Linked DNA regions of Homo sapiens: region 1 is linked to region 2. Evidence: read pairs that join two places in POLR2A ChIA-PET (ENCODE). Cell type or tissue: OCI-LY7. All regions are shown on one strand. Links, peaks and the distances in the headings refer to the core of each region. The heading gives the core; the rest is flanking DNA.

What was found. Peaks named below come from ENCODE experiments on the same cell type or tissue, not always from the same donor. Only the 100,000 strongest peaks of a DNase experiment are listed, where the experiment ranks them.
Region 1: POLR2A ChIA-PET joins it to region 2 with 14 read pairs; 2 of 35 experiments call an interaction of 5 or more read pairs at or near these places.

What each region holds. Positions count from the first base shown.
Region 1 is chr2:201,732,541-201,736,942 of GRCh38, reverse strand. ALS2 (alsin Rho guanine nucleotide exchange factor ALS2) reads left to right here. Exons shown (of 34, transcript NM_020919.4): 13 at 3,505-3,667. Among named protein-coding and RNA genes, the nearest start is that of MPP4, 36 kb to the right of the region's middle. In OCI-LY7, for the core only: no CTCF peak of the experiment used is centred there; a DNase peak (open chromatin) is centred at 2,542; H3K4me3 peaks cover 921 bases; H3K27ac peaks cover 1,486 bases.
Region 2 is chr2:201,654,892-201,659,293 of GRCh38, reverse strand. It overlaps MPP4 (MAGUK p55 scaffold protein 4), which reads left to right. Exons shown (of 22, transcript NM_033066.3): 16 at 776-817; 17 at 2,926-3,096; 18 at 4,377-4,402. Among named protein-coding and RNA genes, the nearest start is that of TMEM237, 14 kb to the right of the region's middle. In OCI-LY7, for the core only: no CTCF peak of the experiment used is centred there; no DNase peak of the experiment used is centred there.

The DNA of each region.
Region 1 (4,402 bases), core at 309-4,308, 78 kb before region 2:
GGGGCATTTGCTGTAGGGAGTTTTTACTGATTTAATGAATAGGTATGTTCAGGTCTTTATTTCTTCTTATGGCTTTTGTTATTTATATTTCTCTGGAAAATTGTTCATTGCACCCTTGTTTTAAAGCTTATTGGCATAATGTTCCTACCATAGTCTTAAAATGATTACACCAGAATAACTGTAGTTGTACCCCCTGTTTCTCATTCTTACGATTATTCATTTGGGCCTTTTATCTTTTTTATCTTGATCAGTCTTGTCGGCAGTTTACCCCTTTTTAAATTAATTTTTTCAAAAATTAGGGAATCATTTCTTTCGCTTTTAAAAAATTTCATTAATTTCTGCTTTTTATTTCCTTCTACTTTCTTTTTGTTCACCTGTTAACTTCTTAACAACTTCTAGTTTAGCACTTGGTTCATTAATTTTTCAAATTTAAAATTTTTCTAATGTAGCCATTTAAGGCTATAAATTTCCCTCTAATTGTTGCTTTAGCTGAATCTTACAAGTCTTAGTACGTTTTGTTTTTATAGTCATTCAGTTCTAAATATTTTCGAAAGTATTTTTCTAATCCATTATGAATTATTGGACTCACATGCTTGTTGATTTCCAAAATATAGGGGTTTGGCCTTTATTTTTTTAAAATGACAGTTTCAAGAATATGTCTTTAACCTTATGTAGTAACTTTAAAATTCTTGATCTTAATACACCACAATTTTCCATTCTTTTACTTTCAGCCTGTCTGCATTGTTTTGATATATTTCTTATAAGCAGCACATGGATGGACTTATTGTTTGTTGTTGTTGTTGTTTACATTTGAGAACTTCTGGTTTTGACAAGTTTACATTTGTAATTACTGATTTTATATTTATTATTTTAAATATCTTTATTATAATGAATAAAATAGCTTAGTTAACCTATAATGTTGGTGAAATGCTGAATCATAGCCAAAGAAAATAGGAGAAAATGGGGCTGTAGCCAAACCAATAATTAAATGGAGCAGAAAGAAAATTCAATAGTTATTTTTGCAAATAGTAATGCTTGAAGAAAAGCAAGTTTAATTACAGGAAGATGCAAAAAATAGATGGAGACTTGTGACAGTTTAAATGGAAAGCTTCTGGGCTTCCTGAAGGGCTACAGCAGTTACTGACCCTGGTTCCTTATTCTGCTGTTGTTGACCTTCCTCTGGTATTTCCGAGTTAGATTCACAGTACTGAAGAATTGACCTTGTTAGAGCAGAAAAATGAGATGACATAAGTTGAAAGCCTCTTGCCTTTTGCACAGCACCATGCCCAGAGCCTGGGTTTTACATAGTTAAAGGCAGCAATGACATCTTTTTCCAACTTCTGTTTACAAAGTCAATATTTAAAATTACCGTAAAGATTTCATTTTCAGAGGAGAGTTTGAGAATGTCTAAAGCACAGCTAGGCTGCCCACATGGCTGTTAGTGGATCTTGGATGATGATGCACAAGCACTTATCATTCATCTAATTGATCACTCAGCTGCTCACATCAGGCTTGCCTGGTGGTTTGATTATTATGCAAGTTTTTTTCCTAATGTGATAAAATATATGTAATGTCATATTTATCATTTTAATCTTAATTGTACACTAATAAGTGTACAATTTAGGGGGCATCAAATACATTCGCAATGTTGTATAACCATCACTATTTTTTCATTATCTCTGAGAAAAACTCAGTGCATGATAAATAATAACTCCCCCCATACTGTCTCCCCCTGCCTGCCTGGCTCTGGTAACCTCTATTCTACTTCCTCTCTGTTTGAGTTTGCCTGTTCTAGGTACCTTATATGAGTCGAATCACGTATTTATTTGTCGTTCTGTGTCTGGCTTATTTCTTTAAGTATAGTATTTTCAAGGTTCATTCATGTTGTAGCATACGTCAAAATTTCATTCCATTTTATGGCTGAATAATATTCTCTTGTATGTACACATTACCACATTTTATCAATCAGTTCATCTGCTGATGGACACTTAGGTTGTTTCTACCTTTAATATTTTTTTATTTTAAAAATCTGAGTAAAAAGTACAGACCTTGCCATATAAGGAAAGAGTGATATTGCCACTATTAGATTAAAAACTCCCAAGAAAAGATAAGCTGATCAGAGATGGTTTCTGGTTCAGATTTCTTAGGAGTGTAGCTTGGCCTCTTTCGGGGAAGATTATAGGTAAGGACATGAGTGAGTCCTGGAAAGTAATGGAGTTCACAAGAGTTGGAACATTTCTGGTCTACTGTAGACTGGGTACTGGGTATTGAGGAGAAATATGGTCCAAGGGAGTTTGTGTTCACTATATCTTACCTCCGTCTCTCAGGAGCAGGTCAAAGCAGAACACTTGTGTAAAATTAAATAAGTCCTCAGCTGATCTCTGCAGTAGAACGTGGAGAAAGAAGTAGGAACATTAGCACCAGCCAAATATAAATAAAATCTGGGCACTTTATCTAAGATCTTTTTTTTTTTTTGAGACAGGCTGGTCACCCGGGCTGGTGTGCAGTGGCACAACCACGGCTCACTACAGCCTCAACTTCCTGTGCTCAAATGATTCTCCTGCCTCAGCCACCTGAGCAGCTGGGACTACAGGTGTGCGCTTCCATGCCTGGCTAATTTTTGTATTTTTTGCAGAGACAGGGTTTCATTATGTTGCTCAGGCTGGTCTCAAACTTCCGGGCTCAAGCTATCCACCCACCTTGGCAGCCCAAAGTGCTGGGATTGCAGGTGTGAACCACTGCACCCAGCTCACCAACTCTTACTGCTTTACCATTAAGTATTTTGGTTTGGTGAGCTAAGCCTGAATGGGTTATTGATCAGCATTAAAATTTGGAATAAAATTTTAACAATGAATTTATTAAAAACTGAATATTAGCTAATTTTTGGCTTCAGTTTGAAATGCTTTTGAAGATCTCAGCATTGAAATCTTCACATATAATCATCTTTATTGTTTCTTGTTAACTGTAATACTAGTTCTTGCAGCTTTTTATTACTTTCCTATAATAAACTCTTGTTAGGTGATCAATAATTGAAGGAAAAAAGAAGAAATTAGAAGTGTTTTAATATCCACACTAATTCTGTTGGAGCAAGGAGCTTTGCTTTTTCTTCCAGTGTTTCTATTTAGCACAGCTGCCTAGAACAATTAGTCTTGCCATTTATTGCTGTGACTTTTGGCTTTGAAATTAACAGGTAATGGTGTCAGCTGGTCTCTGATTATTCATCTTAAATTGTTGGATGCATGATTCATTTCCTAGAATATAGGCACAAGTCTGTGATTAACCGTTTGTATTGCTACCATTTGCTACTTTTCATACTAAAAATCCTGTCTTATAGATAGGGAAATTCTTTTAATTATATCTGGCTTATTTCATTGTATTTCTACTTTCACAGCACCTAAAAAATGTGCATTCTGAAAGAGGTACTTTCTAGTGAAATTTTTTATTTAATGTACATATTACCAATTCCAAAATGATTAACTAAATTTTTTTTTCCTCTGCCTCTAGTGATTTCCTAAATAAAAACCAAGAGCTGTTGCAAGATTTGTCAGAAGTGAATGACGAAAACACTCAGTTGATGGAAATACTGAATACTTTGTTTTTCTTGCCAATCAGACGACTTCATAATTACGCAAAAGTTTTGCTAAAGCTTGCTACTTGTTTTGAAGTGGTAAGCTCCCATGTATACCTCTTTGGACATTTGGAAAGCCAAGGATCATAGTTGTTTGTATGGATTATGCCACCACAAGATCTGGAACTCCAGTAATTTAATATTTACCTGTGTCTAATTAAATTTAATTTTCTTCAGGGAAATGACAGAGGAAAGTATGACTGTAGATAAATTGAGTTTTCTGTGGATTCAGTTTCCCTTTAGGGCCTTATCAAGATGAATAAACTGTATTCATTTTATGAAACTGTCTAAAGTTGAGACTCTATCAGATGCTACTCATTCAGTAGTTGTCAAAATTTATTGGATGCATGCTGACTATGAGTTAAACAGAGCTCTTTAAAGCCCTGGCTTTCTGTATAATGGCATACACCTGTAAGGCAGGGGTGTTACCCAGCCTGGATTCATGCTAGACTTTATGCCAGGTGTTTAGGTTACCTTAGCAAATGCTGAGAGGAATCAGTTACAGGATTTTCTCAAATGTTAACTAGTCCACCCTTACATAAAACTAGTTAGGTGGAATCCTAGGAAGTTAGCACCACACTAGGATATAGATGTATGTTAAAACTGGTCCTGAGACATTCACCTTTCAAATCCCATCGAAATATGTGATTTCATTTTGTTTCTACCCTGAAAGGCTCTAGAAAAATTATAATGACTCCAAAGTCCCTTATAGGTTTTTTTTATTGTTGTTGTTGTTTGTTTGTTTTTGAGACAGAGTCTCGTTCTGTCACTGGG
Region 2 (4,402 bases), core at 249-4,248:
TGAACCCTTTTAAGAGGGAGAAAATAAAAACCCATATCTAGCAAAGAGATTAATTACAGGACTTGCAGAAAAAAAAAATTATAAACACAGTATGGTCAAGAACAAGGCCGGGCGTAATCCCTGTAATCCCAGCAGTTTGGGAGGCTGAGGTGGGTGGATCACCTGAGGTCAGGAGTTCAAGACCAGCCTGACCAACATGGTGAAACTCCATCTCTACTAAAAATACAAAAATTAGCCGGGCATGGTGGTGCGTGCCTGGAATCCCAGCAACTCGGGAGGCTGAGGCAGGAGAATCACTTGAACCCAGGAGGTGGAGGTTGCAGTGGCCGAGATCGTGCCATTGCACTCCAGAGTGAGCAACAACAGCAGGGGGGTAGGCAGGGAGGGAGAAGAACAAAAAGCTACTTTATGCTTATTTAAAGTTATATGATACTGAATCATAGTAAAAACATAAGAACTGGGTATGTATTTTTAAACATATCCTAAGGAAACTTATCTTAAAAAATTAATAAACTCGTTTTGGCTTTAACCATACTAGACAGAATACATTCAGTGTAACGCTCAAATTCTGTGAAGTGCGTCCCTATAGTTTGTTGTGTGTGAATAATAGGATGAAAAATGCTTAGAACATTCGGTGAGCCACTCAAGGATAAATTCAACTCTGCTGCCGTCTACTAAGGTGGTCACTTGAAAAGTTGAAAATGATTTCATGAATTTATTCTGAATAAACTTCTCGCTCTCACATATTCTGCTCCATCTGTTCTTTGTGTTTCAGACAAGGAGGAGTTTGTTGGCTACGGTCAGAAGTTCTTTATAGGTAGGTGATAAATTAACAAGAGGTGGGTCTCTGTCACTTGTTAAATTATGTTTCCAAACCTGACACTGTTTTGAAAGTTTCTTTTGCTAATGAACATTTCCAGACCTGTTCCTCATTCTAGTTTCCTTTTCTTTCTGTCCTTTTTTCTTGTCAATATTCTGATCCATTAATTATTCATTGTTATTCATCTAATTTCCACTGGGTTATCTATTAATTACTCATCAAACACAAATCTTTTTGTTTTCTTCCAGACTGTTTCGTAACCTATTTATCTTATGCTAAAGAGACAAAGTCTCTGACTTTTAAACTTACTTCTTATGGCCACATTTCTATCATCTGTCACCTGGGCAGAGCTTTGTGAAGGACCAGGTACCACTCATGTAAAACCGCTCTGGGCTTCCTTCTATAGGGAGGCAGGGGAAAACTAGCAGAGCCGCAGGGTCTAGAAGGTTGGTTCCCAAGCTGGATGCATTTTGGAATCATCAGGGGAGCGTGAAAAAAAAAAAACAAAAAAAAAAAAAACAAGGGGCCACCTTTCTGTATTGCTTTCAGAATCATTCAGCCTAAAAGCTATTAGGTAGAGCTGAGCAGAGTAGGCAGCTACACAAAGGTGGAGAGTAAGGAGCATGAGCAGGGTGAAGAAGGCATCTGTGCAGGGGACAATGGTAGCCTGGTGCCAATTGTCAGAGGCAGAGTAAAATCAAGAGGGCAGCTGCCATCACTTGGCCTCTGATACCCAACAGGCTTTACAAAGATGCCCGCCTCATCTAGCTTGGGCTCTGACACTTTGTGCGAGGCTATCAACACTGTCTGTCCCCTATCTTGCACATTTAAGTGCTCTTGATTGATACAATAAGCAAAAAAAAACAAAAAAACAAAAAAAAAACAAGGGCCAGGGTTCTCACTGTTAGAGAAGGGAGTTACAAACATGGAAAGGGGAAGTCTAGAATGAATCCTGTAGTGTTGGATTGACATTGTATGTACTGGTGTGAACTCATGGTTTTCAATATATAGACATACAAATATAGATCGAAATGTGCATGTGTATTTATATGTACACATAGAGTTGCTAACTCTGTCTACTGAGAGCACCTGGAAACAGCTCTGAAGATACCAGAAAGCCCTATGATTCGAAAGGCAGATTAAGCAGGAATCTAGGAGCTTAGAAATCATGACCCATGTGTCCAACTTTGCACTGATCACACAGTCCTAAGCAACCACCTAACCTGTCTGTGTCTTAGTGAAACCACCTGAAAAATGTGAAAAATGAGCCTGCTCCACTCTTTCTACCCTGGCCCAAGCCACCCTCATCTCCCACCCAGACCACTGCAGTAGCTTCCTAACTGCTCTCTCCTGAGGCCACACTTGCTCTCCCTACGGTTTACACCAACCAGAGGAGTCTTTCAGAAACATGAATCAAATCATGTCACTACCAACAGCTTCCCATCACACTTCCACAACAATCCAACACTTTCAGAGGCCCTGTGTGATCTGGCTCCAGCCACTTCCCTGACCCTATTTCCATACTCCCTGTTGCTTACCGCCCTGCAGCTATACAGGCTTCCTTGCTGTTCCTCAAATGCTCCAAGCACAGTTCGTTTCTCTGCACCACTGCACTTGCTGTTCCCTTGGCCTGGCTTGCCCGTCTCTGCAGAGGCTTCCTGATGTGGCTCCCTGCCTTCCTCCAGATGTCTGCTCAACGCCAACCTTTCAGAGATACTCCAACCTTACTGCCTATCTAAAAAAGCACCCCCATCACTCTCTATCTACCTCATCTTCTTATGAGTACTTATTTTTTGTTGTTTTTTATGTTTGTCTCTCTTCTTCTACAAAATGTAGATTTCATGAGAAAGTGGCCTTGGATTAGTTGAGCCATCTATCGCCAGCACCCAAGACAATGCCTGGCCCAGAGCAGGTGCTAGATGGGCTAGCACAGGGGGCATTTTCATATTTTTCCCTCATATTACTTCCCATCTTCTAACTTCAGACAGACCTGACTATATTAATGAACACTTTAGGATCATGGTTGCTACATATTTCATCAGGTGTGAAGCTACAAGTGATCTCTCCTGCCTGGTTCTTACGTTCTGTGCACTTCCCCTCCCTAGCTGGCTTCCGCCGCAGCATGCGCCTTTGTCGCAGGAAGTCTCACCTCAGCCCGCTGCATGCCAGTGTGTGCTGCACCGGCAGCTGCTACAGTGCAGTGGGTGCCCCTTACGAGGAGGTGGTGAGGTACCAGCGACGCCCTTCAGACAAGTACCGCCTCATAGTGCTCATGGGTATGTCCCAGCATGCACTGTCTCTCCTCCTCCTTGAGAAGTCTTCCTTCTAGATTCAGGTGTCTTGCATTGGGAATAATGGTGAAAGTAGAACTCTTTATGGACCCCCATACAAATACCTTTTTTAAAAAACAAAGCCATTGTACATGTGTGTTTATAAGTAACATTTTATTGTATCAAGCTTTTTAAAAAATCTACAAGTGAATGTGTTATGACATGGTGTCCATGAACTATATAACCAGTATTACGATGTCATTATGACTGAGATTTTTTTTTTGCCTGCTTAGAATTGTTCTGTAAACATAGATGAGTGTTTCCCCAGACAGATCATTAACCTGTATCCTGAAAATAAATTCTTAAGGTCCATTTCCCTGAGAAATATGTTAAATTCTTAAAGTCCATTCCCCTAAGAAATTTGTAACTACTTCCTTTAGAAAAGTATCTAACATCTTCTGGACTGTATCTTTGGTGCTTTATAAAGATCATGGCAAAGATAGTGCAGGAGTGACCTGCTTTTGTGACCATGACTTTTGCAAAGTTGGTCCCTGTAGCAGTAGCAACTTGTATCCTACTGCCTTCGTGTCTGCCTGTTTAGCTTCATGAGCAAGGCAGGTCCCTGTAGAGCAGAACGATGTGCCTTACAGCTGGGACCAGCAATATCATTTGCAGGCCCCATTGTAAAATGCAAATGCAAGGGCCCCTTGTTAAAAAATTATCAAAGATTTCAAGATGCAATAGTAGAGAATTCATCCAAGCACAGTATCCTTCTAAGCATGTGCCCTGTGTAACTGCACAGGTTCTATACCCATGAAGTCGGCCCTGCCTCCGGCCGGACATGGGGGTGCTGATCGATCATCTGTCAGGAATGTGCCCCTGAATTCTGTAAGTCACAGAACCTATAATTGTTGATGCTGGTTTCTGGCTGTCACTTGATAAAAACCTCATTTGAAGAAGAAAGGCAGAGCTCTCTGATTCTCTAAAATGAGACCAGCTAATTCTCATGGCATTCAACATTAGATGAAGTTTGCTGGGGGTCAGGTTCCTGTGATTCCTTACCTCATTCCTGAATGTTGAAACAATGTGGATTACTCCATGGGTCACTAGAAAAATTCCCAAGAGTTTTCTGGGGTTCTTCCAATTTATGAGAAAGGAAGTTACATAATTTCCCTAAAAATATTTGCTCTCAAGTTTCTTCAGTAGAAGGACTAAAATGATAATTCCATCACATAATTATATTTATCCACATCTGATGATTTCTGTGTGTGACTTTTTGTGTTTAGGACCCTCTGGTGTTGGAGTAAATGAG